Linked DNA regions of Homo sapiens: region 2 is linked to region 1. A link is an interaction called in ENCODE POLR2A ChIA-PET data of the cell type or tissue named here. Cell type or tissue: Panc1. All regions are shown on one strand.

The links. ChIA-PET counts read pairs that join two places held together with the same protein. Peaks named below come from ENCODE experiments on the same cell type or tissue, not always from the same donor. Only the 100,000 strongest peaks of a DNase experiment are listed, where the experiment ranks them.
Region 2: POLR2A ChIA-PET joins it to region 1 with 15 read pairs; 4 of 35 experiments call an interaction of 5 or more read pairs at or near these places.

The regions. Positions count from the first base shown.
Region 1 is chr10:4,264,375-4,269,374 of GRCh38, forward strand. No RefSeq gene overlaps it. Among named protein-coding and RNA genes, the nearest start is that of LINC00702, 23 kb to the left of the region's middle. In Panc1, CTCF peaks have their summits at 3,180 (motif pointing left) and 3,381; no DNase peak of the experiment used is centred here; H3K27ac peaks cover 3,671 bases.
Region 2 is chr10:4,122,589-4,127,588 of GRCh38, forward strand. No RefSeq gene overlaps it. Among named protein-coding and RNA genes, the nearest start is that of LINC00702, 120 kb to the right of the region's middle. In Panc1, no CTCF peak of the experiment used is centred here; no DNase peak of the experiment used is centred here; H3K4me3 peaks cover 257 bases; H3K27ac peaks cover 4,308 bases.

The DNA.
Region 1 (5,000 bases):
TTATGTGAATATTGGTTTCCTCCAGTAAGTCACACTCTCTATGGAAACAGCAGCTTCATTTGCACCCTTCACTGCCACACCTTGGCTGCCATGATGGCACGCAGAGAAGGCAGGTGCTGCTGGATGCTGGGGACATGAGAACCTTGCTCTCGAAGAGGAAGATCCTGCCTCTCTTCACCAAATTCTTACATCCCCATTTCCATAAGCTGCGTCATTGTCTCTGCTGACCCTCAGCTTCTCGGCCTATCCTTGTTGCCCTGGCTCCTGGGGCCAGCAGGGCTGGTGGCTGCAGGAATTTATGAGGGCATGTACCTGTGAAGAGCGAACAGTGGTAGTGCCTGATGGCCAATTTTTGAGATGCCTAAAAGCTTTCTCAGGGCGCCTGGGCATGACCATTAGGAAAGGAGCATGCATTATGAAGAGTGTGGTCCTTTTCTAGCTCAGCGAGATTTACTTCCCCAGGTGGAGCTGGTAAAAGCACAAGCACCCTCGATAAACCCTGAGGAGCTCAGGTGGTTGCCCAGGGAGTGGAGCCTGGTGAGGACATTTCCCTGGAGATCAGGCACCGGAATGTCTGCTTCCTAGCTTTTCTGGGAGTAGGGGATGCAGAAAGCAGAAGTGAATGGAACAAGTTCCTTATGACCTTTCACCATTTGGCAAATGTGTGTGATAGAATATGCAGAAGAATGGACCAGGCAAGGTGGTTCATGCCTGTAATCCCAGCACTTTGGGAGGCCAAGCCAGGAAGATCGCTTGAGCCCAAGAATTCAAGACCAGTTTGGGCAGCAAAGTTAGACCCCAACTCTACATATATAAGAAATTAGGTGTGTAATCCCAGCACTTTGGGAGGCCGAGGCAGGTGGATCCCCTGAGGTCGGGAGTTTGAGACTAGCCTGACCAACATGGAGAAACCCCGTCTCTACTAAAAAATACAAAATTAGCCAGGTGTGGTGGTGCATGCCTGTAATCCCAGCTACTCAGGAGGCTGAAGCAGGAGAATGGCTTGAACCCGGGAGGCGGAGGTTGCGGTGAGCTGAGATCACGCCATTGCACTCCAGCCTGGGCGACAAGAATGAAACTTTGTCTCAAAAAAAAAAAAAAAAAAAAAAGAAATTAGGTGGATGTGGTGATGAGCTCCTGTAGTCCCAGCTACTCTGGAGGTTGAGGCAAGATGATTACTTGAGCCTGAAATGTCAAGGCTGCAATGAGCTGTGATCATACCACCGTACTCCAGCCTGGGTGACAAGGCACAACCCTGTCTCAAAAAACAAACACAGAGGATGCAGAAGAATGGATGTCACATTTAATTTTTTAAAAAAATATATATCCTGTGAGACATTTAACTCAATGATTTATTAATTCAAGAAATCTTTATTTAGCACTTTGTATGTGCTAGGCCCTGGTCTAGACATTGGGAGCACAGAAGTGACCAAACGCAGACATATTTTGCCTTCCTGTTTGATATTCTAGTTGGCTGAGAGAAACAATAAATGAACACTCGGAAGGTTGATGGGTTGGCAAAAGTGAGAGAGACTGGACTTGGTGGGGAAGCTTGGTGGTGGTGGCAATAAGCTTTTAAGCAAAGATTTAAATAAAGCAAGGAAGCAGTCCATGCAAGCACCTTCAGGAAGTGTGTTTCAGGCAGAGACACGGTGGGTGAATGCTCTGAGGCTGTAACAAGCTGAGGGGGAACAAGAAACACTAAAATTCTGTGAATTCCAGCGGCATCAGTTGAATGTTAATTATGGCACATCAGGTACTTTCCCTTAGCAGCCAACAGAGTAAAAGGGAGTCGGTCTATGTACATAGATGATTGCTTTTGAGGTGGCACTTAACACCTGTGTTTCCATCATATCCCAGTGGTAGACTAGAAAATGGCAACAAATAATAGAATTTGTGTTATTCTCATAGGATCTTTTTAATAAGTTATAGATTCATCTGAGGGAGTACCAGACTATTGGGTTTTAGAGATTGACAGCAAAGAAGAACTTAGGCATGAATCTTCTTAATAACAGCTAATATAGAAATAGAGGAAAAAATCATTCTCACAATACAGATAGATTAGAAAGTAATCATTTATATTCAACAAGTATTTATTGCATAACTAAAAGATTCTATGTGAGAGTACTACACGTAATGATTTTCTGTGAAGCAGTTAAGATACAATTTGTTCCTCTAAGAAGGAAAACAGGATGTATGCATCTATGTTCTCTGCCAAGCACACTAAGGCTTTTGCTTTTAATTCATAAACATTATGCAATACAATGGCATACAATAAAGTTCCTCTTTGTTTAGTAGAGCTGAGGGTGTCCCAGTTGGTTGCAATATATATATTTAATAATTAGATTGTGTGTGTGTGCACAAGTGTGTGCATGCACATGTATGTGTGCATGCATGTGTCTGCATATATGCACACACACGAGGGTGTGTAAGTGGGTATGCATGTGTGTGTGTGTGTATATGTTCACATGTGAGTGTGTGTGAATGGACATGCTTGTGTGTGTGTGTTCACATTGTGCAATCCAAATGCCCTGCTTTATGCATCTGTATTCAAGACTCAAGTCCTGCGGGGACAGAGTAACTTGTTTTCAAGAGTGTTTGGCACAGCATCCTGCAGATGTGGGAACTTAGTAATTGTGTGCTGAGGACGATGATTAGGTTGATGACAAATTTGTGTGTTGAGTAGAAAGAGCTTACTGATTAGTTTCTGGAATTGTTGCCCAGTTTTAAACAAATGGGGTTTTGCTGTTTTTTTTTTTTTTGATTCGTGGGTTCTGTCATGTATTTAGTTAAACTATGAATGCTGCATTAAAATGAATACCTTCTCATCTTCCTGGAATATGCGTGGGCGTCTTGCAGGGATTACGAGTGGACTTTGAGCGTTGCACTTCTCCCACACCTTCTCCTGTGTCCTAGGCATGGCCAGGCGCAGAGGCCCAGGGAGGAGCACCAGGTGTTCTGGAGCTTTTATTTTGGGGATTTGTATGTGTATTTTTTCAGAGGTCTCCTGAAATTTCTCAATCCTATGCCCCAGAAAATATCCAGATTGGCACTAGGTGTTACTCTTTGGCTTGAGACTCTCTTATTAAATCTTGCTGTCATGTGTGTGATTTTATTATTTTTTTAAAGGATATGAAATATGCATCCTTAGTAAGCAATAAAGGGGAGCCGCACATGGATTGGAGCCATGATGTGCTCCACCTGCTGGAAACATTTCCAAGGATCCTGTCTCCTTTTACAAACTGTATTTATGATGGTAGCCCCTGTGATGATGAGTTACATGTATTCTGTTCTCTGTGCTACTCAAATAAAAAGTGGTAGCTGTTCCATTTCGCTGTTTCAGGAATGTAAGAAAAATATGAAACTGGAAGATCCTTGCTCTAAAGAGTAAAAATTCAAAAAACAGAAAAGGTTTTCAGTACTGTGAGAAATGGTTTATGAGTCTTTGCTAAGAAGTGGTATTATCTATGAGGGCAATAAATATGAAGGTCCCAGTGAAATTTAACTTTTGGGGAAAGTTGCTATCTTAATCAGCTTGGATTTCAGACAAATGTCTGATGGTGAAAATTTAAACAAAATAAGAAAAACAAAGAAAAAATAAGCTTACTAAAACAAAATAAAGTGACACAATGAGACACTGAGAAAATACAATGGAGGCTGAGTATTCAGGATCAAAAGACTCAGTGTTTTACTAGGACTTCCTATGGAAAAGTCTTCATTCGATTAGACAGATAAATTTGATTCCACTTTATTGAAATGATCAAGAGGTATGTGCAAGACTTCAGGAATCCTAAGTGACGTTTAAAGCGTTTTTAAGCCGTGGGAAGATCTGGCGTGACTTATTGTATTTGAAACTTCAGAGCAACTCCAAAGGCAAACCCAGCTCAGGGAAGACACATTGTTACTTGTACTCAATAAGTAGATGCTAAGAAACATAACATGCTTCTTACCTCAAGGCTGAGGTTAAGATGGTAAATTGAGTTTTCAAACGGACAGTAACACAATGCCCATCACAGCTGTACCTAGACCCGGAGCCTGATAAAATCTGCCGCTCTACCCCGACCACGCCACGTGTCTCAGCACGTATTTGTCTGTTTTCACACTGCTGATAAAAACATACCCAAGACTGGGAAGAAAAAGAGTTTTAATTGGACTTACAGTTCCACATGGCTGGGGAAGCTTCAGAATCATGGCGAGAGGCAAAAGGCACTTCTTAAATGGTGGCAGCAAGAGAAAATGAGGAAGAAGCAAAAGCAGAGACCCGTGATAAACCCATCAGATCTCATGAGATTTATTCACTGTCATGAGACTAGCATGGGAAAGACTGGCCCCCGTGATTCAATTACCTCCTCCTGGGTCCCTCCCTCTACACGTGGGAATTCTGGGAGATACAATTCAAGTTGAGATTTGGGTAGGGACACAGCCAAACCATATCGCAGCATTAATTATTTCTACCTACCTATACTTGCCACAAGCTTTGCCATGGACACGGGGATGGGAAAAGAGATAAAACTAGACAGATAGGAAAAACAAAGTGGCTTAGGACTGGCCATTGACTTGAAGAAGGGAAACATGAGAAGAGATGAAAACTCTCCATGGGAGTTCAAGCTCCTTCCTTAGGGGAGGTGGTGTAAAGAGGAAATTTAGGAGATGCATAATGAATGCTGCTTCCATGCCAGAGAACAGTGTAGGAAATTTCATTTCCTTAATTTAAGAGGATTCTAACTCATGCTTGAGCAAATGGATATAGAAAAATGTTATGAATGATAAATTATTTTGTACTATTTTGTTTTAAAATAACCCATATCATTTTATAGCATGAAAATTCACTCAAATGTTGAAGCTATCATAGGTCTTTAGCAATGAGCTTTCTCCCAGGGAAGAAAGTGAAGAAAACAATTCAAAGGTAAGGCTAAAGGTGACCCAAGATTTAGAATTGGGCTCATCGGATTTCAGATTCTGCATGTGACTAAGTCAGAGCCAATGCAGTCTTCACTTCA
Region 2 (5,000 bases), 140 kb before region 1:
GCGGCAACCCCGCATGAAGCAAACTTATCAGCACCATTTGTCCAACAGCAGGTGCGCACTGCATGCCATCATGTCACATTTTGGTTAATTCTCAAATATTTCAAACTCTTTCATTATTATATTTGCTACTATGATCTGGGATCAGTGATCTTTGACATTATTCTTATTGTTTGGAGGTGCCACAAATTGCACCCATATAAAACAGCAAACTTAATCGAGAAGTGTTGTGTGTGTTCTGAGAGCTCCATCAGACAGCCGTTCCCCAGCTCTCTCCCTCTGCTCAGGCTTCCCTGTTTCCTGAGACACAATAATATTAAAATTAGGCCAATTAATAACCTATAGTCTCAAAGTGTTCAAGTGAAAGGAAGAATCCCTTGTCTCTACTTCGAATCAAAAGCTAGAAATAAGTTTAGTGAGGGAGGCATACTGAAAGCTGAGAAGGGTCACAAGCTCGGCCTCTTGTGCCAAACATTTAGCCAATTTGTGAATGCACAGAAAATGTTATTAAAGGAAATTAAAAGTGCTACTCAAGTGAAAACAGAAATGAAAAGAAAGTAAGATAGCTTTATTGCTGATAGGGAGAAAGTTGAGTGGTCTGGATAGAAGATCGAGTTGGCCACTCATTCCCTTAAGCCAAAGGCTAATCCAGAGGAAGGCTTTCACTCTCTACAATTCTGTGAAGACTGAAAGAAGCAGGGAAACTGCAGAAGAAAAGTTTAAAGCTAGCAGAATTAACGAATGAGGAGTCACTTCTTATGGATGAGCAAAGAAAGTGGCTTCTTGAGATAAAATCCATTCCTGGTGAAGAAGCCGAGAACATTGTTGAAATGACAACAAAGGAGTTAGAATATTCCATCAACACAGTTGATAAAGCAGTGGCAGGAGATGAGAGGACTGATTCAAATTTTGAAAGAAGTTCTACTATGGGTAAAATGCTATCCAACAGCACAGCATGCTACAGAGAAGTCTTTTGTAAGAGGAAGAGTCAATCAATGTAGGAAACTTCATTGTCTTATTTTAAGAAATTGCCACAGTCACCTCAGCCTTCCCAGCAGCAAAAAGATTACAACTAGCTGAAGCCTCAGATGATCGTTAGCATTTGTAACAATAAAGTATGTTTAAATTAAGGTATGTACATCTTTTTAGACACAGTTATATTGCATACTTAATAGACTACAGTATAGTGTAAACATAACATATATACTGTGGAAAACCAAAATATTTGTGTGACTGGCTTTATTACAATATTAACTTTATTGTAGTGTCTGGACCCAAACCTGCCATGTCTCTGAGGTATACCTGCATTAAAATTTTAAATGATCATTAGCTTGTTTTTCACAACTCCTTATCTTATTTCACTTCACAGTCACTCGAATCTTTTTGGTGCATAAATATTAATGTATACATTTATATAACATTGTAGCAGTAGTCCTCTCACCTCACATTGTGATCCAAAGTTGATTTTATTAAATATAAATGTGAAAATGACAGTTAAATTATTTCTGCTTTCTGTAGAAATACTAGCGTTTGTAAGCTACATTCATATCCCCAGAATGTCGTCAACAGCTATAAGATACTGGGCTGACTAGGCCGGGCGCTGTGGCTCAAGCCTGTAATCCCAGCACTTTGGGAGGCCAAGGCAGGTGGATCACAAGGTCAGGAGATCGAGACCATCCTGCCTAACATGGTGAAACCCCGTCTGTACTAAAAATTAATACAAAAAACTAGCCGGGCGTAGTGGCAGGCGCCTGTAGTCCCAGCTACTCAGAAGGCTGAGGCAGGAGAATGGCGTGAACCAGGGAGGCAGAGCTTGCAGTGAGCTGAGATTGCGCCACTGCACTCCAGCCTGGGCGACAGAGCGAGACTCCGTCTCAAAAAAAAAAAAAAAAAAAAAAAGATACTGGGCTGACTAAAATAGCAAATGCATCCTGTATTTTGCTTTGAAAATGTCTACAGTAATCTTGCTTGCTTTCTATATGACTTCCAGAGCAATAAATTTGCCAGCTCTTACCAAAGGAAAGTTCCAGTAAGTTTTTCCTGGTTAACAAATTCCCCTTGCAGTGGTCTGGGCAGGGCTTAGACTCACATACAGGTAAATATGTGAGTACACACATAAACACAACACAAATGAAAACATGCATGCTCACATATTTGTAGTCACAAAGTGGCTGGTGTTGTAACAACAAGGAGCTGGAGCAACTAGGGCCTGCTGGGTGGCTCTATCTCAGGTTCTCTCCATGTGGTCTCTGCACATGAGCTATCTTGGGCCTCCTCACAACATGGAGGCTTCAGTAGATTCAGACATCTGACATGGGGGTTCAGCACTCCAGAAATGAGGGTTCTGAGAGAGTTGGCTAGAAGTACTGTGCTCTCTTCTACACAGACACTACTGAGCCACACAGCTACTAAAGACCAGCAGGACTCAAGGGTAGAGAAAATGTCACCCATCTCTCAACAGAAGGAATTTCAAAGTCACACACACAAGAACATACAGTAGGATATATGTTTGCAGCCTTCTTTGGAATTAATGAATCTACTCTCTCAGAAAGAATCTTCTATAGGAAATAATGAATTTCTCAGCAAACAATCAAACTACTTATTCATCTCATGTGTATTAAGTTTTCATGTTTCCTTAGTAAGGTGCAATTGGTATGGTATGGAAGAATGGTATTTAAAGTTAAAATACAACATAAGGGGATAAAGAAAGTAATACATTTCAGGCTGGGAGCGGTGGCTCATGCCTGTAATCACAGCACTTTGGGAGGCTGAGGTGAGCAGATCACTTGAGGTCAGGGATTCGAGACCAGCCTGGCCAACATGGTGAAACCACCACATCTCTACTAAAAATACAAAAATTATCCAGGCTTGGTGGCACATGCCTGTAATCCCAGCTACTTGGGAGGCTGAGGCAGGAGAATGGCTTGAACCTGGAAGGCGGAGGTTGAAGTGAGCCAAGATCATGCCATTGCACTGCAGCCTGGATGACAGAGAGAGACTCCATCTCAAAAATAAAATAAAATAAAATAAAATAAAATAATAATAATAATAATAATACATTTCCGAAGTCTCCAAAGAATGAAAAATTTCAAATGTAGGACTCCTAAAAATTGTTGTAGAGGTCAATCATCACCTAAAACCTCACTAGTTCTGGGGAAGAACACTCAGTGATTAGTGGAAGACCATGTTTCTTGGCCACTTCTTTTCTTTAACCAAAATTTTCAGTGAATGCAGCAAAGGATGCTACCATTCTTTTAAGCACTAATGTGAATGAAACCACAGCCACAGCAATAATCTGAAACCATCCCCAGCAGGTTGACAGGAATTGAATACCAGGTTCTAGACAGAAATATGGTTATAATTAAGCATTCATCAGGCTGCATGCTGGCCCACTTCCATGTTTCTAAACGTCACATAGCACTAGATACCAGCCATTTGCATTCCACTGTCCCTATAAACTGGATCTCTGACATTAGAATTATAAGGCTTTAGTTTAAGGATTGCTTAAGGTGTTCTTCAGACCTGAATTTGGGCAACCAATTTGAAGAGCCACAGAGGAATGGACTCAGCATGAGAATACAGCTTCTTCTTGCACTCATTGATCAGTCAATGATCTTTTCACTTTGGCCCATTCCAAAACCCTGAAAAATCCTAACCCTAAATTCTTTGTGGAGATGGATTAGAGGTTTCCTCCTGTCTCCTCATTCAGTGACTGTACAATTAAATCTCTTACTCTGGTGCAAGCCCCTATCTTGCTGTGTGGACTTGGTGCATGTATTGGGGAATAAACCTACTATGATTACATCTCTCTCAGAGTTGTTGGTTCTTCATACATTTTGCATGGCACATACCACCTGGAATAAAGACCATATTTGTTGGCCTGCTGTGACAAGCAGAATTCTAAGGTGCCTCCCAAAATTCCTCTCCCTGCTGTACAAGTCCTGTATCATCTAGGGCTGTGAAGAGGATCGGCTATCACTCCTGTGATTAGTTTTGATTAGAGGTAACATTTTATTTTTAAAAAGGGAGATTAACCTGGGTGGATCTGACCTAATCAAGTTGTAACCAACCAGTGGGTTTACCTCGCCTGCTGCCTAGACAGAGCCAATTTCTCAAGACAGGGGAGTTGCAATAGAGAAAGAGTAATTTATGCAGAGCCAGCTGTGCTGGAGGCAGGATTTTTATTATCACTCCAATCAGTCTTCCTGAGAATTCAGGGATCAGAATTTTTAAGGACAACTTAGTGGGTAAGGGGAAGCCAGGGATCCTGGAGTACTGATTGGTCTGAGAGGGAATCATAGGGAGTCGGAGCTGTCTTCTTGTGCTGAGTCAGTTCCCAGGTGGGGGCCACAAGATCAGATGAGCCAGTTTATTGAGCTGGCGGTGGCAGCTGATCCATCAAGTGCAGGGGCTGCAAAATATCTCAAGCGCTGATCTTAGGAGCAGCGTAGAGAGGGTTAGAATCTTGTAGCCTCCAGCTGCCTGACTCCTAAATCATGATTTCCAATCTCGTGTGTAATTTCTTAGTTCTACAAAGGCAGTCTAGTCCCCAGGCAAGAAGGTGGTTTGTTTTGGGAAAGGGCTGTTAATAGTTTTTGTTTTGAACTATAAACTATAAACTGGCCAGGCATGGTGGCTCACACCTGTAATCCCAGCATTTTGGGAGGCTGAGGTGGGCAGATCACTTGAGGTCAGGAGTTCAAGACTAGCCTGGTCAACATGGTAAAACCCCATCTCTACTAAAAATACAAAAATTAACTGGGGCCAGGTGGTGGGTCCTGGCTACTCAGGAGGCTGAGGCAGGAGAATCGCTTGAACCCGGGAAGTGGAGGTTGCAATGAGCCAAGATGGAGCCACTGCACTCCAGCCTGGGCAACAGAGCAAGACTCTGTCTGGAAAAACCAACCAACCAACCAACAAACAACAAAAAAACCACTATAAACCAAGTTCCTCCCAAAGTTACTTCAGCCTACACCCAGGAAGGAACACGGACAGCTTAGAGG